Regions from separate parts of the Homo sapiens genome. Here regions 1, 2, 3 and 5 are each linked to region 4. A link is a loop called in an ENCODE intact Hi-C map of the cell type or tissue named here. Cell type or tissue: endothelial cell of umbilical vein. All regions are shown on one strand. Each heading gives the region's core, and the rest is flanking DNA. Links, peaks and the distances in the headings are about the cores only. Region 1 overlaps MANSC4 (MANSC domain containing 4). Region 2 overlaps MRPS35 (mitochondrial ribosomal protein S35). Region 3 has its middle 280 kb from the start of FAR2. Region 4 holds the start of LOC105369709 (a long non-coding RNA gene). Region 5 has its middle 32 kb from the start of PTHLH.

Region 1 (6,501 bases), core at 775-5,774, 48 kb after region 4:
TTAGAAGTTTTTGTGTAGATCTTTCTTTAGGATCACTGAAAAATATACTTTTTTTTTTTTTTTTTTTTGAGACAGTCTCGCTCTTGTTGCCCAGGCTGGAGTGCAGTGGTGTGATCTCAGCTCACTACAACCTCAGCCTCCTGGGTTCAAGCCATTCTCCTGTCTCAGCCTCCCAAGTAGCTGGGATTACAGGTGTCTGCCACCACGCCTGGCTAATTTTTGTATTTTTAGTAGAAACGGGTTTTCACCATGTTGGCCAGGCTGGTCTTCAACTCCCAACTTCAGGTAATCCGCCCACCTCAGCCTCCCAAAGTGCTGGGATTACAGGCGTGAGCCACCACGCCTGGCTGAAAAATATACTTTTACATAAAGTTTAAAAAAAAAAAACAGATTTTGGAACAGCATATATGATTCCCTTTATGTAAACCTATATACTGTAAAATAAAATTTATAGGAGGCCAGTGCAGTGACCGATTCCTGTAATCCCAGCACTTTGGGAGGCCAGGGCGGGAGGATTGCACAAGCCAGGAGTTTGAGGCCAGCCTGGGCAACATAGTGAGACCTTGTCTCTACAAAAAAATTTAAAAATAAATAAAATGTATAGACCATTGGTTTGTTTAGTATTTATTTGAGACAGGGTCTTGCTCTGTTGCCTAAGTTGGAGTGCAGTGGCACAACCACAGTTCACTGCAGCCTCAACCTCATGGGCCCCACCTCAACCGGCTAATTTTTTAAAATTTTGTAGAGACAGGCTCTCCCTATGTTTTCCAGGCTGATATCAAAACTCCTGGGCTCAAAGCAATTCTCCCTCTTCGACCTTAGAAAGTGTTGGGATTATAGGTGTGAGCCACCGCACCAGCCAAGACCATTGGTTTGAACTGAGCTCCTGCACTAGCCCCAACAGATGAAACCAAAATGGAGTTACTCATGGTGATGTTCCATGATGCCACCAAGCCAGAACCAAGATCTGTATCTGATCTTTGAAAAAATCAGGAGAGAGATAATAACCAAATCCCCAGACAGGCCGCTTTTAACCAGTATGATAAGGCAGTGCCCTCTGCTTTAACCTTTACAAGGAAAGTAATCTTATTTATTTATTTATTTATTTATTTATTTATTTATTTATTTATTTTGAGACGGAATCTCGCTCTGTCGCCCAGGCTGGAGTGCAGTGGCGCGATCTCAGCTCACTGCAAGCTCCGCCTCCCAGGTTCACTCCATTCTCCTGCCTCAGCCTCCCGAGTAGCTGGGACTACAGGCACCTGCCACCACACCCAGCTAATTTTTTTGTATTTTTAGTAGACACGGGGTTTCACCATGTTAGCCAGCATGGTCTCGATCTCCTGACCTCGTGATCTGCCCGCCTCAGCCTCCCAAAGTGCTGGGATTACAGGCGTGAGCCACCGTGCCCAGCCCCTGCTTTTTATTTTCTATTTCTGCTTTCCTCAGCTCTTTTCCATCAACAAAGCCACCTCCTCTGCTCAGTTTATTGGATTTTATAGAATGAGGTGTTGCCCTATTCTGGAATCACAAATAAAAGCCAATTAAGGTCTTTAAACTAAATTTGTTGTAATTTTGTATTTTGACGTTCATATGTTTTTTTAAATAACAATATCCAGAAAGATGTTTATTAAGATGGTAAGTGCTTGAATAGTTTCTCTTTTTGTATTTTTCTATATGATTTGAATTATTAAAGTGAACATATGTTGATTTAATAGAAGCAAAAACATTTTTAAAGAAAAAACATTTAAGTTTTTCAGGTACCATTTTTTAAAAAATAATTTTTATTAATTTTATCAGCAAATGAAATGGAAACTCTCAAAAAATAAATAAATAATTAATTAAAGGTGAAATATTGACTGCTTTCCAAATGTCTTGAATTTACTAAAGCTATGCTATTACTTCACTACTATTTAAAAATTATTTCTCTTTGTTTTTTCAGTTCCTCAATATTCCTAAAACAACTTTATTTCTGGGGTTTTTTTTTTGTTTTGTTTTTTGGTTTTTTTGAGACAGAGCCTTGCTGTGTCTCCCAGGCTGGGGTGCAGTGGTGCAATCTCGTCTCACTGCAACCTCTGCTGCCCAGGTTCAAGTGATTTTCTTGCCTCAACCTCCCGAGTAGCTGGGATTACAGCCGTGTGCCACCACACCCAGCTAATTTTTGTATTTTTAGTAGAGATGAGGTTTCACCATATTGGCCACATTTGTCTCAAACTCCTGACCTCTAGTGATCCGCCCATCTCAGCCTCCCAAAGTGCTGGGATTACAGGCGTGAGCCACCATGCCTGGCCTATTCCTGTTTTTTAACAAGCAAAACTGAAGTATCTTCCTTTCATCAAAGCTTATGGAGTGATTTAAATGAGATAAAAGTAGTATATGGTCTTTAAATGGTTCTAGTTAACTAGGTTGAGCATCGTTGTTTAGGTAAAAGTTCCATTTATTTCGCTCATCTATCTATATCAGTGTTTCCCAAACATCTTAGGAAATCACCTGGGACTCTTGTAAAAATAAGAATGTCACTCTCCACTCAACAGCTACTGAATCAGGCTGTCGTGACTTTTAAAGTACAAATCACATTTGTGAACCCCTCTGCAGAGCAAGAGCACCCTATTGGAAAGAAATATAATGTATTCCACATTGCAACAGTGTAGTGGTTCTGGGTATTTGATAACAAGGCCTTATAACAAGTTTTGATTCAGTTGCATTGCTTCCTGGTTTCTGCAGTTTCAGCACACAGGGACAAGTTTTGAGATTGTTATGGATGCCTCCCTCTACCTCTGCATTCCAGTTTCTACCATTTCTTTTTAAAACACTTGGCCCCAAGAAGTTATCCATTTCCAGACAATGCAATCTCCAGAAAAAGTTTTACAAAATTTAAAGCATGCTTTTACATTGAGACTTGTAGATCCCTTTTTTGTTTGTTTGTTTTTTGTTTCTTAATAGCACCAGCCCCTGCAGGGCTTTAGTTAGTTAGTAAGTAGAGACCCTGTCTCCCTGTGTTGCCCAGGCTGGTCTCGAACTCCTAGGCTCAAGCAGTCCTCCTGCCTCAGCCTCCCACAGTGCTGGGATTATAGGCATTAGCCACCCCGCCTGGCCAAGACTTCTAGGTCCTTTAAAATGAAACTTTGATCTTTATTTAAATATAATCTGACAGCAAAAGGGTTAAACAATTGTGGCTTGTTCCATTATCCCTGAAAGGAATACGAGAACTTCAAAGAATTATATAGCACACAAAAGAACCTATACTTAATATGACTCAAAGACTTGAAGATTATAAGATTAGAGAGTAGACCTTCCTGTTTATGTCTCGAGGGCATTTTCTAAGAGAAATAGCCATGGAATCTCATAAAATATCGAGAGTAATTTTTTGTTACTCATCCTTTCCCTTCCTTCCTTTGCCATTATAAAACCTCTCTTCCCTATCCCTTCAAACAGATGGAAATGTCTGAGTCTTTGCAGGTGAGCAACTGAAATTTGCTTTCTGTAAGAAGTTCAATAGAATGAAATATTTATCATTTTGTGTATTCTATGTGGCTTAGGCAAGGTTAGGAGTTAGTGCATAATATAATTTTTGCTCAGAAGAAAATGAAGTGTTTCATATTTAAAGCTATTCAGTCTTAACTACTTTCCTTTTCATTATCAATTATTATCATGTTTCTAAAAATAAAAAGATATGTAATAACTAGATTGACTATTATTAGGAAACAGTTGAAGAGATGAACGTTCAAAGAATGCTGATGATTTTTGTGTCAAGAAGGTGAATGAGTCATTGTATAAAAAGGTATAAAAGAAATACGGATCACAGATTAGAAAGTTTCTCTTTTTTTAGAAGAAACAGTAGAGTGCTTTGTGCCAAAAGCTGATTATCACTAATGCTTCATATAAAATTGGATACAAAAAAGCAACAGTTTTATGCTTTGAGCTAATTTGTCACCTTGGATGTCACAGGATATGAAACCCACAACTTTCACAAAAGCAACAGTCCATTTTCACTGCCTTTTCAAATGTTTGGGCATTGCAATTGAAATGATTTTATTACTATTTAGAAATTTAAAAAGATTTCACCATTTTCCTAGTGTTTTTTGTTTGTTTGTTTGTTTGGTTTGATTTTTCTGGGACAGGGTCTCGCTCTGTCACCCAGGCTGGAGTGCAGTAGTGTCATCTCAGCTGACTGCAACCTCTACCTCCCAGGCTCAAGCAGTCTCCCACCTCAGCCTCCCAAAGTGTTGAGATTACAGGTGTGAGCCACTGTGCCTGGCCAAGGTTTTTTTTTTAAGTAAGAATGAAAACCCAAACCAGTGCAAAAAAATTATTTTTGGTGAACCTGAATGCCAGAACTTAAGTTCAAAGAAATCGAGATGATTTTTTAAAAAACAATCTGCAATCACAAGTTCTTTAAAAATCAAACAGAAGTGCCCTCACAAAATCATGTCTTGTTTATGATGAAATGGATACTTCCTTTATCTGATGTCAAGTGACTAACTTGTTGTTTCCCTCAGAAAGCCTCTTGACTAAGGTTTCCACTTGCCTTTATATTTACTTAGCAAAAGGTGTCTGTGACTATTCACTTTCAGAGAAAGAAGAAAAGCAGAAAAGAGAATGCACGTCTTAAGATGCTAAGGGACAGGGTATTGAAATAGCCTGGAAAGTGTTCAGAAAGAATGCCAGCAAATCAAATGTTCACCTGGAGCTCGGGAAGAAAAGAAAAATCAATGTGCAAAGAGTGGTCTTATTTTGCTAGAAAGTGACTCTCCAGAAAAGCTGCAAGGAAGCTCTCCCTTAACAACACCTCTGACGTTCCAGAGACTGTCCTAAACTCCAGTGTTCAGCTTCTGTCTGGAAATCAGACTTATCTTCGAGTCTTCCTTCATACAGGAAAAATGCATGTGGCAGAGGTAGCAGTGAACGTGATATTGCTCCTAAGCATGGGGTGGACATCAGACTCTCTCTGCTCACCCACAATTTTTTACAGAGACTGCTGGATCCGTCGCTTCCCAGGTCTTCTAATCAATCTGGAGGAGTCTCAGAAGCTGGGAGCCCAGTTCTTGAAGTATTATTCTGAAAGCACTGGCCAGAAGTGCAGTAGGAGCTGCTGTCTTCGGAAGGATGGTAAGTATTCATGATATGCTTGGGCAAAAATAAGAAGAAACTTCCAAGGATGAAGCCCTAAGTGAGGAGCCTTAGGCAGAGGCCAGTAAACAGTTGTAAAGAACTAGAGAAGATGCCCTAGGGTGTGGGAGAGAGAGGGAGAGGTAAGAGAGCCAGTGAAACTGATTTCACAGTCTGGGCCACAGCAGGCTCTATTTACAGATCTAATAATGACCCAGAATTTGATAGCACCTACAGGAAACAGAATCCTCTTTTCTTCACCAAAATGCTAAATGAAAGTATTTCCCCTAAGGTTAATTTACAATATTTTTACAGCTCAAAATATACATGATTTTAAAAATATTTATTTATTTCTCATTTTATTTTAAATTTTTAGAGACAGGGTCTCACTATGTTGCCCGGGCTGGTCTCGAACTCCTGGACTCAGGTGATCCTCCTGCCTCAGCCTCCCAAAGTGCTGGGATTACAGATGTGAACCACTGCACCCAGTCAAATATTTATTATAATTTCCCTTTCAAAGTACATTTTGTGATATTAGTATCATATCAAATTTTTTTTAATGTGCTGGGCCAGGTGCGGTGGCTAATGCCTGTAATCTCAGAATTTTGGGAGGCCGAGGTGGGTGGATCACTCGAGGTCAGGAGTTGGAGACCAACCTGGCCAACATGGTGAAACCCCCTCTCTACTAAAAATACAAAAATTAGCCAGGGGTGGTGGCAGGCGCCTGTAATCCCAGCTACGCGGGGGGCTGAGTTTGGAGAATCGCTTGAACCCAGGAGGCAGAGGTTGCAGTGAGCCGAGATCGCACCAGTGCACTCAAGCCTGGGCAACAGAGTGAGACTGACTCTCTCTCTCTCTCTCTCACACACAAACACACACAACTAAACTAAAATGTGCTGACTTGGGTTTACCAAATGTGGAATGTATTAAAAAACAATTTAGAGTGCGATTCATGTTTTGAAAGAAACAGGGAGATATATGTCAAATACCCGCCCCAAAATCATATTTCCAAATATTCCTCATAGATGTTTTGTCTGTCACATGGAATCTGCGTGTAGACTTCATCCATATAATATGATCAAGACCTGCAATTAAGAATGTTTATTTTATTATTGCAGGATTTCAAGTTATAATTGCCTAAAGACTTCTTTCATTTCTTTTTCATTTTTCCAAGATTTTAATGCTACTTGAAAATAAACAGCAAAAGCAACACAGCACTTTAAAATAATTCCCTTGGTTGTTCTACACTTTCTTTCCATGGTTTCATATCAACTTGTTAATTTCCAATGCCTCTTGCCCAATTACCTATGTAAGATTTTTGTGTATGTAAGATTATGTATGTAAGATTTTTGAGATGAAAATTGGAGCTACAATAATTAATTTAATAAGAGG
Region 2 (6,501 bases), core at 1,041-6,040, 88 kb after region 4:
CATGAACATATCTGATGAGTTCATCTAAAAAGTAGACATAGAGCTAGGCATGTACCTCATGCCTGTAATCCCGGAGGGTGAGGTGGGAGGGTTGCTTGAGGCTAGAAGTTTGAGGCCAGCCTGGTCAACACAGCAAAAACCCTGTTTCTACAAAAATTAAAAAATTAGCCAGGCATGGTGATGCGCACCTGTAGTCCTAGCTACTTGGGAAACTGAGGCAGGAGACTGCATAAGCCCAGGAGTTCAAGGCTTCAGTGAGCTATGACTGTGCCACTGACCTCCAGCCTGGGTGACAGAGTGAGACTCAATCTCTAAAAAAATTTAAAAATAAAAATAAGAAGTAGATATAGAAAGATGATAGATGTTAATCTTGGTTTTCCTAGAGCTGATTCTTTTAAAAATGAGTTACACTATACAATGCTGTGCTGTTGCTGCTGTATTTAAAATGGAACTAATAACTTAAAATTAGGTAAAACTTCTACATACATGAGATGACACATTGAGCTTTAAGGATAATAAAATAATATACAGAAAGATACGATTACTTCCAATTTCTTTAAATATCAAATAAAACCATCATATGACAAATAACTTCAACTATACTGCTTATTCTGTACTTATATTTATTTAAGTCCTCTACTCTAAATAGTTACCATAAAACATATCCATACACTAACACTTGTAAAACTACCTAAAAAAAAAAAAAGCAACATTATTGGATACTCACAGAATTTCAAACAATAACATTTTAAAGGCATTTTTTAAAGTTGCATGAACTAGAAAAGCCAACATTATCTGAAGATAGTAAAAAGACTATTCCTAATATATTTCAAATCTACTTTCTCCCATATGGTAATAATCACAAACCATGGTCCTGAGCTTTTTCTGCCTCCACACTGTTGCAATCTCTGCATGTGTGTCAGGCTCCTTCTTCCCACCACTGCAAATCATGAGACCTAATCGATACTGACACCTCCAAATGCTTTCAAACAGGGATGAGCAGGAAGACAGCAGATCGGCCCACTTAACTTATCTCTAAAAGTGGGTCTTTTTATATTTTGACATAATTTGGAAACAGCTAAAGTATAATTCTAAAAATAAAATAGCCATTTAGTGAAAACATACCAATAACCTTTCTTTACTTCAAATAAAAAATGACGCAATTTATAAATTCATATATGATAAATTTAATATTGCCTTTATAAACATCTGTCCTGGCTCTGAGATTTTGATTATTTACGAATGTGCCTTCATCAATTTCCAAATAGATCCATAGATCATTTAATAATTTTACTTTTGAACTACAAGATTTTTATATGCTTTGAATGTGTAAAAGCCTGCTTAAGCATTAATCACTAGCAAACCACACTTTTTTCTTCTAATCTCTCTCTTGAGTTTTATATACATGGAAATATTAAAATCAAGGTTAAAAATAACATTAAATTAGCTAAGCATGCCGCTGCATAAAGATCACAGCAATAGTAGGCCAGTGTGAGGATATTAAAAATATGAATTAGAGAACTCTGCTTAATAAGAAAAGGCTACGCCCTCCCCCATCTTCAATATAGTTTCTTTAAAAAGGACTGCCAAGGAATTGGAGGACAATGAGGAAACACACGTGACCAGTCGGCTGAACATTTTTTCCATTACCTATCTGTTTTGATGGTAAGCACATCTGTGGTCTTGCAGTATCGCTCTCCTACAAGTTTAATTAATTTCTTCTTTGCGTGATCATCTAAATTCAAACTGGAAAGCTTTACCTTAAAAATAAGAAAAGTTATTTGAAAAAATAATTTCATATAATTGTTTAGTGAAAAAAAGGTAGCAATGTTATTCCTATTAACATTAAATCCACTAAAAAGAAAGCTTTCCAAACTCCTTTCTATACAGAGCAAGCAGTTGGGACATATTATAAACCCTGATCTTACTCATGGAAACAGAAAAAGGGAAGGCAACATACTGTTTGAAGTTCTTTGAAAGTTCTGGGCATTAATGCCTTCCCTGAAAGAACTAACGACATATCTGTTAAATAAATGAAATTATGGTGCTTACGAGTAGCACTAATAGAATTAAACTCAATTAGCGTTAGTTAAGTTGGAATATAGAAATAAATAGATAAAACATAAGGGCTTTAAGAAATTTCTATCATGCAATTATGAGACTTGCATCATTACAAGTTCTACCATGCAATTATGAGACTTGTATCACTGCAACAAGCTTTTTTTAAAAGCTACAGATATCTCATGGAAGCTGGAATACAGCATCAGGGAAGGATCAAAACAATTGAAAAATTCATTTAGCTCAACGTTTCTCAAAATGTTAACACTACTCCCACAGGCTAAGAAGAATTTTTTTAAAAGGCTCTTTCTGTTGAAAATGTTTAGGAAATGCCGAGGTAAATTGGGTTTTTTAAGGTAGCATTTTTTAGAACAGATAATATGCTAATAAGCATCTTGAAATTTCAAAATGCAGGGTTAATATGCAATGATTCTCAAATTTATTTGACGTCAGATTCCACTTTTCAAGGAACGGTTCACAACAGTAGTCTTCCTTAGACATATTTTGGGAAGTGCTAGAACAAATGAACACAATTTTTAATTTGCAGAGAATAAGGGCATGGGCTAAAGGTATTATCTAGAGATGAATACATTTGATACAAGAAGATAGGCCAGGCACGGTGGCTCATGCCTGTAATGCCATTACTTTGGGAGGCCGAGGCGGGCGGATCACCTGAGGTCAGGAGTTCAAGACCAGCCTGACCAACACGGAGATACCCATCTCTACTAAAAATACAAAATTAGCCAGGTGTGGTGGCGCATACCTGTAATCCCAGCTACTCAGGAGGCTGAGGCAAGAGAATCACTTGAACCCAGGAGGCGGAGGTTTTGGTGAGCTGAAATCGCGCCATTGCACTCCAGCCTGGGCAACAAGAGCAAAACTCTGCCTCAAAAAAAAAAAAAAAAAGAAGATAGGTTAGGTTACACACCAGAATACAGTTAAATAAGGTAAAGTATAGGTTAATCTTCTATGGAGAGCATTAAGAATAAAAAAGAGCTGTAACTATATCAAGAAGAAAAAAAGCTAAATAGGATTTTGAAATCTATTTGGTTTTCTGTAGCTTCAATAACTCTGTACACTTCCCTCAAGACATCACAGTATAGTAGCCTATTTATTTTCCCATTTTTTCCCCACTGATTTGAAACCCTTGAGGGTAAGAATGATGCTATCTCGTTCTTGGCAATGGCTTAACACTTAAAATGCATGCAACAAATATTTGCTGAATGAATACATAAATTTTTAAAAGGGAGGATATATTGTTTTTTAAAGCACTGTGAATTTTTGTATTTTGTATTTGAAGTAGAGAAAATAGATAAATATAAATGCACTCTTAAAAACAACTCAAGTAATATGAATACTGACTATTAACTCTCAATTAGACAATGTGAATCACCACAGTTTTCTGGAAAGAGAATGTATCAACTACCAGGTTACTGACTTGACAGATAAAATAAGCCATTTTATACTCTGATTAAAACCAATATGAAGAATTTTTTACAAAAAATAAAATATACCTTTATTATGATTATGAATACACAAATATATGCACATATGCATGTATAAGAGGGAACAGGGAGAGAAAAATAAATAGTTTTTACATTAGGATAGTGAGAATGTTGTGATTTTGCCTTTTTTAAACCTCCCTTCAATGAAATCATAATAATGTCTAACAATAAATTTAAAAGTTTCAAAAGCTTAAAGTATTCTAGCTTTTTATATAAGAAGTGGTCCAAAAAAAGGCAGCAAAGCTGATCATTACTGCAACGTGTAATGTAAGATCACATTCACATTAATTTAAAACTCACATTAACATTAACATTTTAATGTTCAATAACTATATGGAGTTTATGCCAAAAATCATAAATATTTCAGGAACAGTTGTGTGGTGCACTCACGCCACCTGGTAGCACTCAAAGGCACTGCAACATTGTAGTCTTTAATCTGGGCTAATACTTTAACCTGGGCTGAGTGGCATTCACTGTCTTTTATCAAAATTCAAAGTACTTAGATATTTTGCCCTCAGTTGCTACATTTCAAAGAATCGATATAATACTGTTAACATTATCCCCAAAATAACACTGATATTTCAAATCACAGGAGGTGCTGGATATATATATATATATATATATATATATATATATATATATATATATATATATATCTTCAAATGACTACATTTTAACACAAAAAGAGCTACATAAATTCGGAAATGTCTAAACTTGTGAAATATTTTCTCTATATGCAAGTATGATGTGGTTAGTTAAAGAATGCTGGTATTACATAAAAGACAAGAATTGGTTTGATTTGTAGATTTGCCATTTAATGTTACCTTAAATCATGTTACCTCCCTGAGACTCAGTTTCCTCAAGAACACTTAATTCCAGAATTTTTGTCAGAAATAAATGAGATTAATAGAATAAAGCACTTTTGAAGTAAAGTTATATATAAGTTGTTTTTAATCCTAAACTTTTATGACTATCAAAATTTTTTTTTCTGTGCATTAAAACATTTGAGTATGTCCAATAGTAGTTTCTAACAGTTGACTACCTTCACGATATTGCTTTAATCATGCTGGACTGCATGTGCTTTAGTCCACCTGTTTGACCTACGTTTACCCTTGAACTACATGGCACATCCAGGACACCACCACTGAGCCTCAACAGCCAGCAGGTGGGGTGCAGAGTCTAGCAGGGCAGACATGAAGTCAGCAGAAGGGGTACAAGGGAGCAATGAAGGCATCACAGGCTAGCACAAGGCACAGAGAGGACAAGAGGAAAAGCATGATACAAGAAATGAAATCTGGTGCCATCCTTCAAATAAAGCAATGAGATTATTTTTGTGTGAAATAAAATAAGCAAACTTAGAACCAGTAGGGACATTGGATGTCAATTCTAGGACTGAAGACGGAGGCCCACAAAACTTGAGGTGAATAACGTAAATTAAGATCTAGGTTTTCTGACTCTCAGTTCAGAGATTTTTCAACACACAACAGAGCTCAACAACTGTTGGTTGTAGTTGTTACCATTATTATGAAAAATAGGTAACATTTAATATGTTCTTAAAAATATGAACCTGTGGAATGGTACAAGCATGGCTGAACTTTCAATTCTTTTTTTTCTTTTATTGGGATTTTTGAAATTTTATACAGTAAACATATACTGTCTTTGTGATTTAAAAACAGCTTCAATCTAAGAACTTAGTATATTGTTGTGTATTTAAACTGTTCTACAAAATAAAAAAGATTGGAAAGCTTCATAATTCACTTCATAAAGATGGCACAGGCCAGGTGCGGTGGCTCACACCTGTAATCCCAGCACTTTGGGAGGCCAAGGAGGGAGGAACGCTTGAGGTCAGGTGTTCAAGACCAGCCTGGCCAACATGGTGAAACCCCATCTCTACTAAAAATACAAAAATTAGCTGGGTGTGGTGGAGCATTCCTATAATTCCAACTACTTGGGAGGCTGAAGCAGGAGAATCGCTTGAACCATGGAGGCAGAGGTTGCAGTAAGCCAAGATCGCGCCACTGGACTCCAGCCTGGGCAACAGAGCGAGACCCTGTCTCAAAAAAATAAAGTTATATTAAATTAAGAAAAAAATTGGTACAGCCCTGATACTGAAACCTAGCAAAGAAAGAAAACTACAAATCAATCAACAATATCACTGAGGAAAATGGAAAATTCCAGAAATTAAAGATTGTTTATTTGCTAGTACATAATGCGAAAATGGTTGCATAGATTTTCAACACATTTCTTCAGTGTACTTTGAATGTTCTGGCTTAAAGTACAGGCTACACAGAGTATAAAAGTTAATATTTTGAGGGTCCCAGGAGGCACCTCAAAGAGGTAGTAGTCACCCTCCAGACAAATCAAAAGCACATCAGTAAGGGCTCCTTGGAGAAATGCTGATTCTAGGAATGGGACAGGGAAAGAGCCCAGAGCATTTTGTAGTGCCAGAAAATAAGAAATTGCTTAAAAACAAATGACAGGGGCATGGCAAAGGAACAGAAGAGTCACTGGAAAGAGTTCCCAATGGTTAAACTCAGAACAATTTGAGCAAAAAAATAATGTTTTATTGGATTATGACACATAGTGTAAAATAAATATCCATGAGTCCATACTGATATAAATAAATGATTAATAAATAGGGGAGAATGAACAAATTTGCCATATAAAAGGACTGTACATAATTTATGTGATACTTCTTTCTCAAAGAAGTGGAGCATACCTCCTGATCCTTAAGTGTGGGCTCTGCATAGTAACTTTCTTCTAAAGAGTAGAGTATGGGTAAGAGGGGAGGAAGTATAATTTTATGGTGAAGAAAATGGACAAGTACTACCTCAGCCAGGTGATGAAGATTAGCATCATCACTGACAAATCATGGCCGGCACAGTGGCTCACTGCCTGTAATCCCAGCACTTTAGGAGGCTGAGGTGAGAGTATCACT
Region 3 (6,501 bases), core at 855-5,854, 1.1 Mb before region 4:
TCATGCTGTGCCTATTACATACACCTAGAATCTGGGACTTAAGGGTTAGTGAATACTACTTATCACAACTAGTGAAGGGTGGAGCTGACAGCTGATTCCATATCTGTCTGACATTTCCTAGTGCCCTCTTCTGCTTTCATTTTAAGGTATTTCTTTATGTACATATCCACAAGGAACCAAAATACTGGATCTATATGGACATAGAGAGTAGTAGCAAGAAAGAACCATCAATGGATTTTACTCCTCACCCTATGAAGGACAAATGCCTCAAAGAGGCTACCTAGATCTTCATCAGTGTGATTTTTCATTCATCTCTCAGACCATCTTCAACTCCCACGTAACAGATACCTTCACTGACTCTGACATAAGCAATATACATAGGCACATTTGGAATGCCTTCTCTTCTTTCCTTCTACCCAAATCTCCCCTCTGAACCTAGTTAGTATTTCTCCTTTTCCAATGAAGCCAACAGTAAGTGCACAAGCCTTAATGAGCTTTTCCTTCTCTGCTCTTTTGTTTCACTTACAGAGAGTTTTGGATAATTTAATTTAATTTATACTGCAATATGCTTTTACCCAGCTCTTCCTATTTACCTTGTGTCCTTTCAATCCTTTTATTCTTTAATGCTGTCTGGTTTTTGACATGAATTTGAGGCCTCTAGTAAGGAGGAGGAAAGTGCTCAACAGTATTTTTGGATGAGAAGATGCCCATTTGATTTTGTTGAAGTAATTGTGATGGGGAAAGGGAGAGAGAAAAACTATGTAGGAAAAATGTTAACTTTTGAATTGTGAAGCCAAGGCAAGACTACATGATGCTGCTTGATGGCAATACAAAGATAACGTTTTTTGACATGCTAAGCCTGCTCTTGATCACAGGAAACAAAGCAATCTCACCGGCTCCCTCAGTGTGTGTAGAAACCCAGCACAGGCCAAGATACCAGCCAACTGTGAACATGCAGTTCAACCCAGAAGGTAAACACCCCAGAGGAGTGTTTCCTGTATGTCGACTGTTGTCATTTAGCTCCCACTCCACCCTGTTCTATAATCTCTCTTATATCATAGGGAATGGAAGAAATACAGTTAGAAATACATTCTACTACACTCTCTCACTCACAGACTTTTGTTACCATTTAACATTAACAAATCTTTGAACAAGATGTGAAGGCTGGCCAGGCACGGTGCCTCCCACCTATGATCCCCACACTTTGGGAAGCCGAGGCGGGTGGATCACCTGAGGTCAGGAGTTTGAGACCAGCCTGGCCAACATTGTGAAACCCAATCTCTACTAAAAATACAAAATTAGCCGGATGTGGTGGCGCATGCCTGTAATCCCAGCTACTAGGGAGGCTGACGCAGGAGAATCACTTGAACCTGGGAGGCGAAGGTGGCGGTGAGCTGAGATCGCGCCACTGCACTCTAGCCTTTCATCCAGTTTCCTGGTCTTTTGCCCTACGGTGTGGCAGCATTTTCCGGTTGTTTTGCCAAAGAGGCAGGAATGTTAGTGGACCCTCTCTCAATCTTTGCTTTTTTAGCCCTTCTAACAGTTTGCTAAGCACATTTCCCTTTATTGTACCCTTTTTTTTATTTGAAACACCTAGAATGAGTTCTATTTTCTTGATTTACACAGAAAAGGACTTAAGCTAGGACTAGAATCCAAACTCCAGCCACAGGGAGAAAGGTCAGAGAACAGGGAGCAGTTATGACTAAAATGTCTGGTTTCGATAATAAGCCAAATTCTTCTCTCCTTGTCCTCTCCAGGCTGTGCACTTTCTCTGTACACAGACTATAATTTGGAACGGATGACACCTATGTCCCTGCTGTCCCCCTCTTAGCTTCTACTATTGCTGTTGGAGCTGTTGACACCTGGCCTTTATTACTCACAAGAGCAATACTAGAACTGTCTTACTAGACCAGAACAGCCACCAAGAGTAGTCTTTGCTTCCATAACATGTGGATTTGAGTTATGACTTAGTGACTTGAGGGATCCCAGAGTTTGACTTTGGCGGGCCTGCTGCATCATTCATAGATGGTGAGAAAGATTGCTTGGCATTTGTCCTGATACTAGGAATAACTAAAAACCTGTTCTCAAGTGAATGTTATTTTGTCCCATCCTCTAATTCTTCTCGAGCTTGGGCTAAGGGTGGACATCATTCCTGAGGATGTCACAGAGAGTAATGACTCCTGTAAATATCCCCTTTTATTTTGAAGGGCAAGTAGATCATCAAAACTAGAAAGAAATCTCCTGTACCTTGGAAATGAAGTAACCTGGGACTCCCATACTTCCTAGAAAATTAGAGTTTAGGTCAAACGAGGACTTTTCAGTAGACTGAAAGCTCTGAAAGAATCTCATGTTTCCCTACTCAGTCCCTTTCATCCCATCCCTTAGATTTTTCACTTAAGCCCCAGGGAAAACACTGCATATATTTATTTCTTGTGGCCACCCTTAAACTTGAAGAATCAGGAGGAGTTCCTTCACCTTAGAAATCCAAAATTTCTGTGGAGGAGAAAAGTAAAGTTTTCTTTTGGAAAATATGGGGAAAGCTAATTGATAGAGTGTTGGAAAAAAAATTAGAAGTGTTACACTCATCTCTTCTTCAGCTCCGAAGATGGAAATTCTCCCTCTTGATGGGGATAAGTTTCTGGTCATGTCTGGCATGTAACTGGTATTAAAACCTTCATGAATTTATCAATAAGATGGAGACAAGCTGATGGAGGCCACACTGCTATAATCTTTCGGGAACTGAAACCTATTGAAAATATAAACAGTTGAGTAGCCTCAAACAAAACTATTGAGTAGCCTCAACTACTTCTACAGGGGTCCCAAAGACATTTCCTGTATTGCTGAATATAGCCTTATGCTGATTAGCAGCACTATATCACAAATGCATCGTTAGCCCTCGTATCCCTTTTTCATAGAATAGCTTAATGGCGGGGTGAGGATGAAGGTTAGAGCTGGAAGTGCTAACGCATAGTACATGTTTTGAAGAAATGCTGCTCCCAAGACAGGCAAGACCCTATTCAAAATTCATGATACCAACTCTGCCTTGCCAGTAGGGGTAGCTGCTGAGCTGCCAAAAGTTGACCTTCTATTAGAGAGTCAGCCCAGGTGGGAGCTTGGAGAACTGGTCCAAGTTTTCCAGTTTATTTCCAACCACTCCACCTAAAATACGGTATCTTCCAGCCATGCAGAAGATACCATACTTTACCACATTACTCACCATTACTTTACCGCACCCAAGTTGCTTTTGCTCACATTGTTCTCTTTCTGCCAGGAATATTATTTCCTTCCTACTCTTCAAAGCCCAGATCAGATATGACCCTTTGTGAACCAACCACCCAGGAACCCCTACATGAAACAAATCTTCCCCTAAACAATGTGCCTGTCCATTCTTTCTTTCTATCATCTACCTATCTATATCTATCTCTATTATCTATCTAATATCTATCTATCATCTCTATAGCTCACACTGTGTTGCAGGTGGTTGTTTACCTATCTGTTTCTCCATCTGGAATGTGAAGTTTCTGAGGGCAAATTCATGTGGCATTTACCTTTATATCCCAGAACCTAGTACAATTGCTGCCATATACACACTCCTCTGGACAAGGAAGTGGTCACTATCAAGAAATCATATCAGGATTGCTTAAAGAGTTTATATTCCAAAAGATACCATGATATTTTGGGGCCAATAGGATTTTTAGGTCTAGCTATTCATCCAAGGAGTAAGAAACATACTTCTCATTGAACTCCGTAGGCAACATATTGGTACGTGTGAGCTGAGTGATTCCTGGCTGAGGCAGCTTCCTCACTTTAAGGGGTTGCATTTTTTATAGGATAGCAAAGGGAGCGGAAATTGAACAGTTAAAGTTATTAGAAACCCGGAGAAGAGAGGTACTGAAGATACCCACAACATGCCCTGGATAGACAGCGCATGCATGTCTGGAGTCAATGAGAATTGCCATCCCTGGTAGAGAGGGTCTGAGCCTCCATCTGGGTCATAAAACCAGCAGAGTAGATTTTTCTTGCAGGCCAATCATAATGCTTAAGAAATGATTCCCCACTGACTTCTTTCACCACCAGGTAGTTTTAGGAGATGAGAGTGGGGTGGGAAAGGGAGGATTTCAAGAATCAGAATTCTTATAACAAGGAAGAATTTCCACATCAAAACCTGGATTTGTAGATCTGTTTTATGCCAAGTGTGAAAAGGCACGAAATAGCTAGGCATGAGCTATTCCCCAAAGACTTGTCCTTTACTAGAAAGAACTTTATAAATGTTAATAGGTACTAGACTAGCTGGAAGCAGATTTGCTCTGGGCCCAAAAACGTAAAATAATCATCACTTTGTTTGTCTGATTCTAAACGGACTTAGTATTGATTTGCATTATAAGAATTCCAAATTCCCACCACTCTGGGAAAGTCATCCAAACCCACTACTTTTCATTCCTGGTAGTTTTCTGCACATGAAACTTCCTTTTCAATTTTGTACCAAGTCTGGAGAAGAATACACATGAGAGAAAGTCTGACCATTGCATCTGCTCTCTTTCCATGGTTCCAGCCCAAACACTTGAGAATGGGTTCCATTTCAACTGGTTTCAAGGGTGTGGCTCAAGTTCAGTCTGTGTACAAAGGAAGGAGTTCAAATTAGTCATAGACCCTAAGAAAGCCTGAGAACAAAAAGTAGGTATAGTATGTACCAGAGGGTTTGCCTCTATTACATGGGACTTAGAAACACACATTATCACTGCATTTCCTGTCATAAAAATATAAGTTCAGAATTTTAGAGTGAAAGAGACTTTAGAAATTATCTCCCTTACTTTACAGTTAAGGATAGACCATACAGTGAGTCAGCAGTGCTGAGGCCAGACACTTCATCTTCTAACTTCCTCAGCACACCTCTTCCTCTCTACTGCAAACTCTCTCCATTACAGAACATTTAATTTTTTTTTTTTTTTTTTTGACAGAGTCTTGCTCTGTCACCCAGGCTGGAGTGCAATGGCGCAATCTCAGCTCACTGCAACCTCCGCTACCCAGGTTCAAGCTATTCTTCTGCCTCAGCCTCCTGAGTAGCTAGGATTACAGGTGCGTGCCACCACACCTTACTAATTTTTGTATTTTTAGTAGAGATGGGGTTTCACCATGTTGGCCAGGCTGGTCTCAAACTCCTGACCTCAGATGATCCATCGGCCTCAGCTTCCCAAAGTGCTGGGATTACAGGCATGAGCCACTGCGCCTGGCCAGAACATTTTAACTTTTAGATCTTTTCATGCATAATATAAACTTAATGCATGTAGCAAGCCTATTTATTCATTTATGAATTTAATACATATTAATTGCCTACTATGTGCCAACATTGTTCTGGCTGCTTTGGAATATTTTAGTGAGCAAAATACACTAACATCCCTATACTTGCAGAGTTTATATATTCTAGTGGGATAGTTAAGACATACATACTCATGCCCATTTGACAGATCAAAAAATGAAGACTCATAAAAAAGTAGCTTGGAAAACAAGTTAACTAATAACAGATTTGGCACTGTGATTTAGAATTATTGCCCCAGACCTGGCCTGGAATGAATACACAAATTCATGGTTCTATCTTGAAATATATTCAGAGCCTCAGGAGGTAGAAAATTCTGTTCACACACAGTCCTTATTTAAGTCGGGCACAAGTCAGTCTAAGGACTGAAGCTGTGTGAGGAGGAAGAGCCACAAGGCTTTTATTTAAAGAATGCAGATTTATTAGGTTTGCTTCTAAGTCTGCATGTCACTTCACTTTCTTGGTGATTGCTGTGGGTTGAATTATCTTTCCCAAAGATACGTTGAAGTGCCCAGTAGTTCAGAATGTGACCTTATGTGGAAACAGGGTCTTTATATGGGTAATCAAGTTAAAATGAGAGCATTAGGGTGGGCCTAATCCAATATGACTGGTGTCTTTATAAAAAGGAGAAATTTGGACATGGAGACAGATATATATAGAGGGAAGATAATGTGAAAATGCAGAGAGAATGCCATCTACAAGCCAACGAATGCCTGATGCTACCAAAAGCCAGGAGACAGGTGTGGAACAGATTCTCCCTCAGTGCCCTCAGAAACAACCAGTCCTGCTGATATCTTGAGTTTGGATTTTTAGCCTCCAGAACTGTGAGACAATACATTTCTGTTGTTTCAGCCACCTGGTATGTAGTACCTTTTTAATGGCAGCCCCAGGAAATGAATGTAGAAATGATTACCACATTCAATTTCCCCTTTTCCACATAAGGTCACATTCAAAGACCCTGTTTCCACATAAGGTCACATTCTGAACTACTGGGCACTTCAACAGAGCATGTCAGTTTCTTTCATGTTCTTATAAAACGAAATCATCTTTTTATTTTTATGCCCCCTTGAGTTCTCCCACATTTCCCTAGTCACGGACACAGATTTGCTGAGGTTAGAGATGGAAGATAAACAGGTCTCAGGCAAGTATTATACAGACACAGACGGAGTGAATGTCTGCTCCAAACA
Region 4 (6,501 bases), core at 728-5,727:
TGACCACATTAGAACCTGGGGTCGTTGGACCACATTTTTTTTTTTTTTTTGACCCTACCCAGCAGCAGTTTAGATGTCTTTTTCATTACTCTCTTTTTCTTTTCAATGTTACTTTAGTGCCAGTGCAGGGAGCCAGATGGAAACTAAAGCCCTCTGTTTATGACTGAACAGGTACACCACAAACAGCAGTGCAAATGTTCCACCCCACTGCCTCCCACACACCCAGACTGCCCCAAGCCCCACCTGGAAGGACCAGCTTCTAGCAGGGGGATGATGGTTCCATTTCTATGCTTATTGAACCTGGTAATATTTGCTTAAGAACATTTGAATAGAGGCCCCTCAGAAAATTCACATTTCCATATTTACTGGGGGATTTTTGTTTATTACAAATGAGGTTAAGAAACCATTCTGTATACTTGCTAAGTGAAAAGAAGCAGGCTACTAAAGAACATGCCAGTAATCTTAATTTAATAAGCATTTTTTTAGCATTGACTATACCTCAGGACCTGTGCCGGGCACATAAGGTGAGTATAGATGAGGCTATGCGAGGAGTGTTATAATCCCCATCTTTCAGTTGAGAGAAGGAGGAGCAAAGAGGTAAAATAACTAGCCTAATAGAAGATGATTACTTCTGGGAAGTAGGGGAGGGGTGCAGCGGGCAGCAGCTTGTACCTTTTTATACTGTTAGAATTTATCATAAGCATATATTATTTTGATGCATTTGACAAGATGTGACAAGGAAATAATTGCATCTTTTTAAGAAAATCATTTGCTTAAAGTCACAGAGCTAGTAAGTGACCCAGTCAAACTCCAGAACCTGGTTTATGGGGCTCCCCAGTGTAGGAGCTTCCTCACTCTGCTATGACCTTATTGTTGGAAAATGGATTTTATAACCATTGGCCAACACGTGCATAGCAGTTACCTCTGTGAGGCAGTCTAGGGACACTATGGTAGCAGAGTGACTACATAAACTATCCTTCAAACTGGGACACTCTTGAGAGCGAAAGGGGGCACTACTTGGACTGAGACTGTCCTAGGAGCACTAGGATGTATAGCCTGATTGTGAGTGACTGTTTTCATTATGCCATGTACAGACAGTCCCCAACTTAGGATGGTTCGACTTATGATTTTTCATCTTTACAATGGTATGAAAGCCATACACATTCAGTAGAAACCCTATTTCAAGTGCTGTATTTTGATCTTTTCCAAGTTTAGTGATATGTGGTACCACACTCTCTCACGATGCTGGGCAGGCGCAGTGAGCCACAGCTCCCAGTCAGCCACACGACCACGAAGATCAAAAACTGAGTCTCTGCAGGGCACTGTGTTGCCAGCATTTTTTGGATACCATGTTTTGTGTTTTCACATGCCATCTTGTCCACAAAATGGCCATCTATGTCTCCTGCTTCTGGTACAGAATTTAATAAATTACATGAGATATTCCACACTTTATTATAAAATAGGCTTTGTGTTAGATGATTTTGCCCAACTGTAGGCTAATGTAAGTGTTCTGGGCATATTTAATGTAAGTGTTCCAGGCTAAGCTATGATGCTCAGTAGGTGAGGTGTGTTAAATGTATTTTTGATTTACAATATTTTCAACTTATGATGGGCTTATTGGGACGTAACCTTGTTGTAACTTGAAGAGCATCTGTATATCAAATATTCTGCCTTAAGCATGTATTATTTAATAAGTAGAGGGACAGTATTGTGTACCTTTAAAAAAAAAAGAAGAAACCAGTAATTCTAACTCTTGTGAGTCTGTATTCTTTTCATTCAAATCATAAAGCTAAATTCACATAAATCAAATTATTTACCACCATAGTCATATAGTGCTAACAGCCATAAATGTGGCAATCACTGTGATTGAAATGCTAATGTTTCATAAGAGTGGGTGGAAACCACTCTTTCAGTTACCCCTCACCAGGAGCAGGGGAGCAACCCTCAGTTCATGGCTTTCGCAGTACAGGTGGCAAACCCAGAGGTTATGTAACCCTCCCCAGAGGTTACCCTGCAAGTTAGTCAGCTTCCACTCCACCTATTGCCGACTTCCGCTGTTCCACCAAGCTGAAAGACAGTTTCCAGTTCTCTGCGGCTATTCATAACTTTCTCCAAAAAAATGAAAGCCAGCTTCGGAAGAACGTATGTGTTACCTTGGCCACATCGTGAACCAATACACAAACACCATTTACATCCAGGCAAGACTATCAGTAAATAATGTAACCTGACTCAAAACAGAACATGAACATTTCTCAGTAGGGGCAGCCTCGTCTGGACCAGTTCAGATGACTAAGGAACCTCAGGAAGTGGAACCATGAATCAGAAAGAGACCTCCTTTCCTCTGACTCAATGCTGAGCTCATGAGCCCAGGTGGTGTTGGAGGATACTGTGTTGCTGGAGGTGCTGAACGCCTCACAAATATACAGAAACTAAGGAAAAACTTATGACTTTTGCCTCTACTCCGTAAACCAGGCTCTGTGATCACATGGTATTAATTACTTTTCGTATATTATTTAATCTCATGATAGTATGTGTTCCAAGTTATCGCCCCATTTTAAAAGTAAAGAAACTGAGGCTCAGAGGGCTTCCCAAAGCCCCACAACCAAGTTTGTTCATTGCCAGTGCTTTTCCATTATATTACACTGCCTCTCAAGGGAAAGCAATAAGAATTTAAACAGTGTAGAACATTCTCTGAGCCTCCTCCTAGTCATCATTTTTACTATGGTCTTTGTCACTTCAATTTAGATAAGCTCTTATCAGTAGTAACAGACCTTTTAAATACTTATTTCATTTCTTCCATTCTATTCACAAACTTGAGAAAGTATTTACTACATAATTTTGAATATAGTTATAATAATTAGAGTATTAGCTATTTTTCTCCCACATACAGAGAGGTCTAACATGTATTAAGGAATTAAGAAGAGAGTGAAGAGTGTGCTTTTTCAGGAGTGCATTAACTCCAGCCTCAAAAGCAGTGCATGAGCAGCCCATGTGTCTCTGGGTGCACTGAACCCCCCAAAAGGAATGAGAGCCGCAGATGACCACACGTGGCCCCTGTGGTTAGGTAGGCTGAAATCTGGCGGACTCCTCAAACGCGGTTTGGAGCCTCTCAACTTAGACGCAATGCTTGCAATTTGGATTTTTACCACTAGGTGGATGGTAGTGCTTTGTATATTAATGGTTTTGCTGAATCCTAGTAAGCTTTCCCCAGCAACTGATAAACATTTACATTTATAAAGTAAGTTCCACCAGCTTTAATTAAAGACTATAAACTCCACTGAAAAACAAGACTTTACAACTCAAACAGGATGAGAGAACAATAAAATCGTGGTATAAAAATTTAGTTTGTAATACACAATCTCAATTATACTGTTTTGTAAAAATAACTGCTTTCTTTCTTTATAAAAAATTAGAATTAACAAATCTGATTTTGGATGAAGAGTGCTTTTTCATATTGCTATAATTCACTGCCTTTCTCCCTAAAATTCAGTTACTGCTGATAATTGCTAAACCTAATGCTGGTTTTACTTTTTCTATTTTTAAAAGGGAAATTTAACTTTTTTTCCTGTGTTCCTTTTGTTTTGTTTTGTTTTTCCAGTGGTCAGGAGAGTCTCAGGCTGCAAATGTGACTGAGGCGAGAAGCAGTGACAGCCTCTCATGCTGCAGCTATTCCATAACCTGCGCACTTCTGGAAAGATGGTACTTACAGTCCTTCCTCCAGCTGGTATGGCTATTGTGTGGTAAAAGACATGGGTGGTTCTTGATTTGTTCCACTTCCTGGTGACTATCTCCGTGCCTGTCCTTTTCCAATTGTGAACAATTTATTTCTCCAAGGAACACCTTTCTATTCTAATTCCTCGACCTTTGAATCCTAGAAGCAGCATAAAACTATAATAATAAATATAAGTAACACATTGTACTTAAACCCATCGCAGCACTAGGCATTTTATATATATTCACTCATTTTAAGCAACAGCACACCAAATATTTAAGATTATCTATAAAACATCCTAAATAGCTTCATACCTCCTTTTTTTTTTTTTTTTTTTTGAGACAGAGTCTCGCTCTGTCACCCAGGCTGGAGTGCAGTGGCACGATCTCGCCTCACCACAACCTCCGTCTCCCATGTTCAAGCAATTCTCCTGCCTCAGCCTCCCAAGTAGCTGATTACAGGTACGCGCCATCACACCCGGCTAATTTTTGTATTTTTAGTAGAGATGGGGTTTCACCATGTTGGCCAGGCTGGTCTCAAACTCCTGACCTCAAGTGATCTGCCCACTGACAGCAGCAGCACCGTCATCTCAGACAAACACCACCACTTTAAGTTCCAGCTCCCTTTCTAGCCTCATGCATTTCAAGGAAATCACTTCTCTTCTAACTATAAGCAGCCAGAAATAGCAGAGAGTAAAACACAGATAAGACAGCTCAGGCATAAAGGGAGGTGGGGGAAAAGTTCCTTGGGTAACTGCCAATCTTCACCCTCATGCAATGGGCCCCAGTAAAACAGTGGGCCTTAATAAGCACATTCCTTTCCCTTCAGGTGCGCTAAAATAGGGAAGCTAAAAGCAGACTCGGGGGTATGCCTGCAGCTGCAAAAAGATGCATGGGAACAGACACACAACTCTCCCTCTCAGATAAGCACAACAAAGAGTCACAGAAGCAGTCCAAGCCTCTGATAAACTCTCATACCCTAAATCCTTAACAACTTTTAGTGTATAAGAGAGTGTGGCTCTGACCTAACTCGGCCAGAAGTCCCTCTCAGATTTGTTTCCTAAAATAAACCTGTCCTTGTGAACTGGCAAGCCACCCTTCACGTTTCTCTCCTCTTTCTTTAATTCTTACACCCGCCTCAGCCTCCCAAAGTGCTGGGATTACAGGCATGAGCCACAGTGCCCGGCCATACCTCCTTTTTAAATGTTTTTTGCAAAGCATCTATTGAAGAATGCCATTTTTAAGCAGAGATAGTTCATATGTTCACACATATACATTAATATGAATAAATACATCATCACATATACATACTTCTCACCTCTTCTTGGTATATTATTTTCCCAGGTGGTTTGTGGCTCTCTGAATGGTAATCTTCCCTCTTAACGCTGCCTGTCATTCCTCCACTATACCTTGCTACTCAAGAGCATGGCTCTGTGACCAGCAGTAACTGCATTAACTAGGAGCTTGTTAGAAAAGAGGAACCATGGGCTCTCTCCTGACCGACTGAATGAAAATCTGCAGGTGACAAGATGCCCAGGTGAACTGCATTCAGTTACCATCTGAGATGTGCTGCCCTTCCCAACACATCTGATTGGGAAGATGATCACATCATTAAGGAGTTAGGCATTAGGAGCAACTGCAGTGGCAAGGCCAGAAAAAGTTGATAAGTAACACAGGAGTGCCAACCGAGCATTCCAAAAAGGGCCACTAATTAAATGTTCATAGTACACAAAAGAATTATACTTCTCCATGGTGAGTAGTAAGTAATTAAGGTAGGGCCATTCTTTTTTGATGTTGGGGGTAAATATCCTTGCCCTGATGCAAAGGAAAACCTAGCACTAATATCAGAAAACAAGAAGTATTTTCCTAAAATATTTGATCCTATGGACAAAATACTGCACGTTAGCAATCCACCTCTTTTCAAACATGCCTACTCAAAGTTAGTCAATTGTCTCCCCTTTTCAGGTTAATTCATAACCGTAAGAAACATGGCTGTGCTTTGGTCAAGGATAGGCTGAGGTAAACATCCTGAGTGACTCAGCGAGTTTACAGCACAGGCGTATAACTCCACTTGTTATCACAGCCATGTAGCCATGAGATGGGAAGGCCATTCCTTGGCCCTAAGCCGCTATTGTCTGTAAAAGGTATAATTGCCTTGTTGACACTGTGCAGGCATGCTGGCACCAGAGACAGTGTCAAAGCTGTTCGTCTTTGGAGATGGACAGAGGAGAGCCAGGACACAGCTTGGCTCACTTGTGCCCAGAGAGAGAGAGTTAAGCTGCTGACCCTGAAGGCAAGGGAGAGCCAGCTGCACAGCTGCATGTGGGAGCTGGACTAAGCAGCTGAGACAGGCAGACAGTGTGAGAAAGCGTTGATGAGAGCTGCTGCTGAATAAAACCATCTTTCACCTGCCTACGGCCCCCAGGTGTTCTTCCTGCTCATCCACTCACTCCCTCCAGACTGCAGCATGGGCTGGTACCTGACCCTGAACATAATTGGTGTAGTCGGGAACCTGACAATAACTAAATGAAGCAGGACATATTCATAAATGGTCACGTATCCAGAATAGCATGTGTTTCTGTGAAGGTCTTCCCCTCACACCCGATGCTTTCTTCTACAACTGTAAAAATGCTTCAGCAAACTCAGCAATGTTCTTTAATATTTGAGATAGTTAATTAAAATTGAGGAGTCCTGAAATGCCTAGTTAATTAAAATTGAGGAGTCCTGAAATGCCTTCTTTAGATGCCAAGAAGCAATGAGTGTTTTTAGCAACTGTTGAACTATGTGTTT
Region 5 (6,501 bases), core at 836-5,835, 120 kb before region 4:
AATAGGTTTTGTTAGTGCCTCCATTTTCTGGATAAGAAATCTGCGGCTTGAAGGTCAAGCAACTCACCAAGGTTACAAAGCAAGAGCCTGAGTCTAGATAATGCCAAAATCCCTGTTCTAAGCATTCTGTCCAGCACTTATCACACTGTTCTGTGATTGTATGTTCACATAGCTGTCACCCACTAAGCTCCTTAAAGCAAGGACTGTGTCATGTTCCCTAGTGTCTGGAATGGTTTCTGCCACATAAGTTGAATAAACATGTGCTGAATCAATGAAAGGAACATAGCAGCTCTTTGCATGAGCGGAGCATCCCTGTTCTCAGCATCACCAAATCTGGGTGAGAACACTTGGATCTGAGGCTTAATTCTGATGTTTAGCAACTGTGCCTGCACCATTCACACCCTCTTTCTTCAGCCAGACCACACCACGTATTTCAGATTCTGCATTTCTGCTCACTCCATATTCTCTATCCATCAAGCTTCTCCTGACCAGCCTCAATCTTTGATAAGAGCCTCATATACTAGCCAGATGCAGTGGTCCACACCTGTAATCCCATCTCTTTAGGATATTAAGGCAGATGAATCACTTGAGTTCAGGAGTTCGAGACCAGCCTGGGCAAAATAGTGAGACTTCATCTCTACAAAAAATACAAAAATTAGCCAGGTATAATGGTGCACACCTGTGGGTCCTAGCTACTCAGGAGGCTGAGGTGCAAGGATCACTTGAGCCTGGAAGGTCAAGACTGCAGTGAGCTGAGATTGTGCCACTGCACTCCAGCTTGGGTGACAAAGTGAGAAACCTATCTCAAAAAAAAAAAAAAAAAAAAAAAAAAAGAGACTAATATACTGACTCAGAGATATATTGATTGTCCGGGACAGTCTCTCCAAAAATCCAGAACTTTGCCAACATATCGCCTTCAAGAACACTCCATAGACAATTCCTTATTCTCTACTCCTGACTCTGAGCTGTTCCCTGCATCTCTCTGATTTTTGTACCATATATTGTTTGGTATCCAAATAACATACCATATATTGTTTGGATCTGATTTGTACCATATATTTTAAACTTATTATGACTACATAACATCATAAAAGATTCCTCAGTTGTTCTATTTCTCCAATCATACAACAACATGGTGGACAATAATCAATTCTTTAAAGAACTTAAATGATATTTAAAAGGCTTGTTTATAGAAATGATTCTCAGTAAACTATCGCAAGAAGAAAAAACCAAACACCGCATATTCTCACTCATAGGTGGGAATTGAACAATGAGATCACATGGACACAGGAAGGGGAATATCACACTCTGGGGACTGTTGTGGGGTCGGGGGAGGGGGGAGGGATAGCACTGGGAGATATACCTAATGCTAGATGACGAGTTAGTGGGTGCAGCGCAGCAGCATGGCACATGTATACATATGTAACTAACCTGCACAATGTGCACATGTACCCTAAAACTTAAAGTATAATAAAAAAAAAAGAAAAAAAATGCTAATTCAAGAGTTATTAAAGCTTTACCTAGCACTCATGTATGGGAAGTGGTTTTAAATATTATAGAGTATGAACAGTTTTTGAGATATGTAATATTTGGATTTGAATTTTTGCTTACGTCTTTTTAATTAAAACTTTACAGTGTAACAGGTCATGCTCTGGATCAAACTCATTTTGTTTCTATTCTGAACACTGTAGAATCCATATCTAAGGAAGAACAGGCTGTGAGATGCATATGTGATAGTAATTTCTTCAAAATAACAACTAAATAACAAAATAACTCCTAAGTAAACATTTCTAGAAATAGATCATTACACACACACACATCACACGTTTTAAAGAAATCACACCAAGCTTGGTGCAGTGGCTCACATCTGTAATCCCAGCACTTTGGGAGGCCGAGACAGGCAGATCACAAGGTCAGGAGTTCATGACCAGCCTGGCCAACATGGTGAAACCCCATCTCTACTAAAAATACAAAAATTAACTGGGCATGGTGGCACACGCCTGTAGTCCCAGCTACTCAGGAGGCTGAGGCAAAAGAATCGCTTGAATCCAGGAGGCGGAGGTTGCAGTGAGCCAAGATCGTGCCACTGCACTCCAGCCTGGGTGACAGAGCAAGACTCCATCTCAAAAAAAAAGAAAGAAATCACACCACTGATCTGGTGAAAGTTATTAAGATATTAGAGTACTATGATGTTGTGATAATTACAGACCTTTTTCACTAGCATAGCTTCTCTTCATTTGTAATATTGCCTAAGAGTGAGCATTTCTTATGTACTGAGCACTGTCAAGGGCATTGTATGCATTATTTCATTGAATTCTTCAAAACCCCTCTGAAGTAGGTAAGGTGATTGTCTCATTTTGCAGATGAAAACCATTAAACTCATTGATTCAAAGAACATGTGCCCAGAAAGGTCATGTCAGAATTGGAAGCAGACAATCTGAGTCCAGAGCCTCTGCCTTTCCTAAAATATAGATTAATTCATAAATTCAGATATCATTAGGGAATTTAAAAAGTCAAAAATTTTGCTACATAGTCTTTACAATTGACAAATAGGAAAAAGAAAGAAGAAAAAAAACCGATGCATAAGGTAAGATGTTGAAATTTCTTACATTAATTTAATATGTATGGTCTATTTGTCTTCTGGAAAAAATAGCATTTCCCATTAATTATAAAATAGTTCTAAATTATGGAATAAAATACTTGCTTCATGCCATATGATTTAAAACTTATTCATTAGCAAGCACCACAGATTTTCTTATATTCAAATATTATTTTTTCTCAATGTCAACATATACCACTTTTAAGCCTAAGGACTATTTGATCATCACTTTGAGAAGTTTCTTGTTGCAAAATAACAGGTTGGCAAAGAAAATACTGAATTTGCCAACTTAAAAATGTTAGTCATGATATTTATGTCTAAAGTTCATCATTCGTTTTGTAAAACCTCTAGTGTCTTTTCATTATTATTAAATATTGAAGTTTTCTAAAAACACAAACCAACAAAAATTTTGGTATGAATTATGCCACATTAATATAAAATTTCCAGAGCTTCAAAAGTTTTTTTTTTTAAACCACATAAAACAGAGCTGGAAGATATTTTAAAAGGTCACAAGGTTCATCCTCAACCACTTGCAATCAAGACTAGTATCTAAGAGACACATTTTAAGATTGTTTACTAGAATAATTTCAATCATATTCATAAATTGTGCTCTGATTATTTAACATGAAACATGTTACTGGCATACTCTTAAATTCAGCTGACAGCCTGGGAGTGACCACGAGGTGGCAGCACAGGAGACACTCAGCCTTGAATTCAACTTGTACTCCCCTGACTGGAGGAGTAAGCCAGAGAAAGGTAGGTATAGAAGAAGACGCAACACTCTCCTTTCTCTTAGAACTTTCAGATTGTGTGGCTTTGCTGGCCATTCCATTTATGGGTTAGAGGAGCCAAAAACAAGAATTACTTTTTTAATGGAGGAAAATATCACCTATAAGCTCATTCCTTTTCACGTTTTCCTTCATAGGCATGTTTTTGCGTAGTTGTTGTACATATAATTTTCTGGTCTTCTAATCTATTTTACACTGTTTCTGTTTTCCTGCTTTAAAATTTCAATGGATGGCTGGGCAGTGTTTCAGGCCTGTAATCGCAACACTTTGGGAAGCCACGGCAGAAGATCTCTTGAGGCCAGGAGTTCAAGACTGGCCTGGGCAACATAGCAAGACCTCATCTCTACAAAAATTTTAAAAATTAGCCAGGGGCAGTGGCATGTGCCTGTAGTCCTAGCTACTCAGCAGATGGAGGCAGGAGAATCACTTGAGACCAGGAGTCCCAGGACGCAGAGAGCTATGATTGCGCCACTGCACTCCAGCCTGGGCAATGGAGCAAGATCCTGTCTTAAAGAAACTTTTTCAAAAAATGTCAATGGCTTCTCCCTGCTCTTCTCAAATGGCCCTTGATGGTCCCTCCAGCCTTTTCTTTTCCAAAGTGATCTCCCTGCAGACCACAGGACATGGCACAGTGAAACACACTCAATTCATATTTATTGAAGTTTTCATTTTTTAAAAATTATTGTGGCAAAAAAATAAGGTTTTCTATCTTAGCCATTTTAAGAGTGCAGTTTAGTAGTGTTAAGTATATTCACATTGTTCTACAACAGATCTCCAAGACTCTTTCGCCATGCAAATCTGAAAGTCTATGCCCATTAAACAATTCCCCTTTTCCTCCACTACACCCACCAGTCCCTGGTAACCACGATTCTACTTTGTTTCTGTGATTTTGACTACTTCAAATACCTCACATAAGTGGAATGATATGATACTTGTCTTTTTGTTACTGGCTTTTTTCACATAATATTATCGGGGTTTATCTATGTTGTAGTATGTGACAGAGTTTTATTCTTTTTTTTTTTCTTTTTTTTTTTTTGAGACGGAGTCTCGCTCTGTCGCCCAGGCTGGAGTGCAGTGGCGTGATCTCGGCTCACTGCAAGCTCCTCCTCCCGGGTTCACGCCATTCTCCTGCCTCAGCCTCCCAAGTAGCTGGGACTACAGGCGCCCGCCACCACGCCCGACTAACTTTTTGTATTTTTAGTAGAGACGGGGTTTCACCGTGTTAGCCAGGATGGTCTCGATCTCCTGACCTTGCGATCCGCCAGCCTCGGCCTCCCAAAGTGCTGGGATTACGGGCGTGAGCCACCATGCCCGGCTGTTTTATTCCTTTTTGAGGCTGAGTAATATTCCATTGTATGGATTTACTGTGTTTTGCTTATCCTCCATCCATTCATGGACATTTGGATTGCTTCTATCTCTTGGCTACTACGAATAATGCTGCTATAAACATGGATGGGCAAATATCTCTTTGAGATCCCTCATTTAGCTTTTTTGGATGTATACTCAGAAGTGGGATTGCTGGACCATATGGTACTTCTATTTTTAATTTTTTTAGGAAGCTCCATACTATTTTCCATAGAGCTACATCATTTTAGTTTCCCACCAACAGTGCCCAAGGGTTCCAATTTCTCTTCGTCCTTACCAATCTTGTTACTTTTGGGGTTTTGTTTGTTTGTTTGTTGAAACAGGATCCCACTACATTGCCCAGGCTGGTCTCAAACTCCTAGCCTCAAGCTATCTTCCTCCTACCTTTGAGTCCCAAAGAGCTGGGATTACAGGCATAAGTCACCACACCCGGCCTACTTTTGTTTGTTTGTTTGTTTGTTTGTTTGTTTTCATAATAGCCATCCTAACAAGTATGAGGTAATATCTCATTGTGTTTTTGATTTGCATTTCTCTGATTAGTAATATTAAGCATTTTTTCATATGTTTGTATGTCTTCTTTAGAGAAATGTCTATTCAAGTCCTTCATCCTTTTTAAAATCAGCTTGTCTTTTTGTTGTTAAGTTGTACAAGTTCTTTATATTTTCTAGATATTAACACCTTATCAGATATATGATTTGCAAATATTTTCTCCCATTCTGTAAGTTACCTTTTCACTCTGTTGATTGTGCCCTTTGATACACAGAAGTACCAATTTTTTTTAAAGAAATGACTTGGCGTTCACAATTACCATTCTTTGCGGCAGCCACATCATACTTCCACTCAGCAAATAGTTACATCTAAATTGAGTTAACCATTCCTCTGTTATAAAACATTTCCTATTCTGGATAATTCCACTAAAATAGTTTTGTGAGTATAATTTTTTTCCTTGTCTTAATGGTTATTTTCTTAGAATATATTTCCAGAAGTAAAATTACTGGATCAAATAATATGAACATTTTATAGTTTTTGATACTTGCTAAATTTTTCTTATTAATTTCCATGACCAACTATAATATTCAAACAGTCACTGTTTATTGAACTCTTAGAATAAACTGAGTGCTTAGAATGTATCAAGGACTCAGCTACATTCTTTGCACATAGTATCACTTGTTCTCACATCAATGCTGCAAAGTAGGAAACATCACCATATTATGGTTAATAATATAGATTTACCCTTGTATTAGTTACCAAGATCACACAGCTTATAAGTGGCAGAATTATCATTTGATTTTAATTCTGCCTAATTCCAAACACCGTATGAATCTTTTCATGATACTACATTGCTTGTCTGTGTTTGAGAATATACCACTTTTACCTTTTCTTCACTCCAGTTTTGAGAATTGTAGTGTTTGCTAATTCAATCGAAGAAAAATAGATAATTGCTATTTTAAAATACATGCCTTTGATTACATGCACAGACGAATATTTTTCCACATTTTGTTTACTCTACTCCTTATTGTCTCCCTCCCCAACACCAAATGGATGTTTCCTGTCTCTGCACAACAGTATAGCACATAGCCTTTTCACAGTAAGGGTTATTACACAACTTTTATCCTGCCTTGAATTGTGCAACTTTCTCTTATTTTTTTTGTATCTTCTGCTTTATTTTCATATCTTATCAAATAATTTAACTTTTTCTAGAGTGAAGATATTCACCTTTTATCCAACATATTTGTTGCAGTATGTTCT

The links. Peaks named below come from ENCODE experiments on the same cell type or tissue, not always from the same donor. Only the 100,000 strongest peaks of a DNase experiment are listed, where the experiment ranks them.
Region 1: it touches region 4 in a loop (3-fold over the local background); 20 of 110 quality-filtered maps call a loop at or near these places.
Region 2: a loop joins it to region 4, with 16 times the contacts of the local background. A loop is called at or near these places in 90 of 110 quality-filtered maps.
Region 3: it touches region 4 in a loop (2.7-fold over the local background); 3 of 110 quality-filtered maps call a loop at or near these places.
Region 5: a loop joins it to region 4, with 5 times the contacts of the local background. A loop is called at or near these places in 23 of 110 quality-filtered maps.

The regions. Positions count from the first base shown.
Region 1 is chr12:27,769,656-27,776,156 of GRCh38, reverse strand. It overlaps MANSC4 (MANSC domain containing 4), which reads left to right. Exons shown (of 4, transcript NM_001146221.5): 2 at 4,575-5,109. The coding sequence starts at 4,881. Among named protein-coding and RNA genes, the nearest start is that of KLHL42, 7.3 kb to the left of the region's middle. In endothelial cell of umbilical vein, for the core only: no CTCF peak of the experiment used is centred there; a DNase peak (open chromatin) is centred at 3,376; H3K27ac peaks cover 751 bases.
Region 2 is chr12:27,730,706-27,737,206 of GRCh38, reverse strand. MRPS35 (mitochondrial ribosomal protein S35) reads right to left here. Exons shown (of 8, transcript NM_021821.4): 6 at 1,651-1,760. Among named protein-coding and RNA genes, the nearest start is that of MRPS35, 23 kb to the right of the region's middle. In endothelial cell of umbilical vein, for the core only: CTCF peaks have their summits at 3,954 and 4,712; a DNase peak (open chromatin) is centred at 3,936.
Region 3 is chr12:28,869,422-28,875,922 of GRCh38, reverse strand. No RefSeq gene overlaps it. Among named protein-coding and RNA genes, the nearest start is that of FAR2, 280 kb to the left of the region's middle. In endothelial cell of umbilical vein, for the core only: a CTCF peak has its summit at 3,036 (motif pointing right); a DNase peak (open chromatin) is centred at 3,062.
Region 4 is chr12:27,818,011-27,824,511 of GRCh38, reverse strand. It overlaps LOC105369709 (a long non-coding RNA gene), which reads left to right and starts at 406. Exons shown (of 3, transcript XR_931459.3): 1 at 406-524; 2 at 3,599-3,724. RefSeq lists enhancers at 2,036-2,195, 2,216-2,285, 1,735-2,934. In endothelial cell of umbilical vein, for the core only: a CTCF peak has its summit at 3,144; DNase peaks (open chromatin) are centred at 2,251 and 3,141; H3K27ac peaks cover 2,689 bases.
Region 5 is chr12:27,937,767-27,944,267 of GRCh38, reverse strand. No RefSeq gene overlaps it. Among named protein-coding and RNA genes, the nearest start is that of PTHLH, 32 kb to the left of the region's middle. In endothelial cell of umbilical vein, for the core only: a CTCF peak has its summit at 3,253 (motif pointing right); a DNase peak (open chromatin) is centred at 3,307.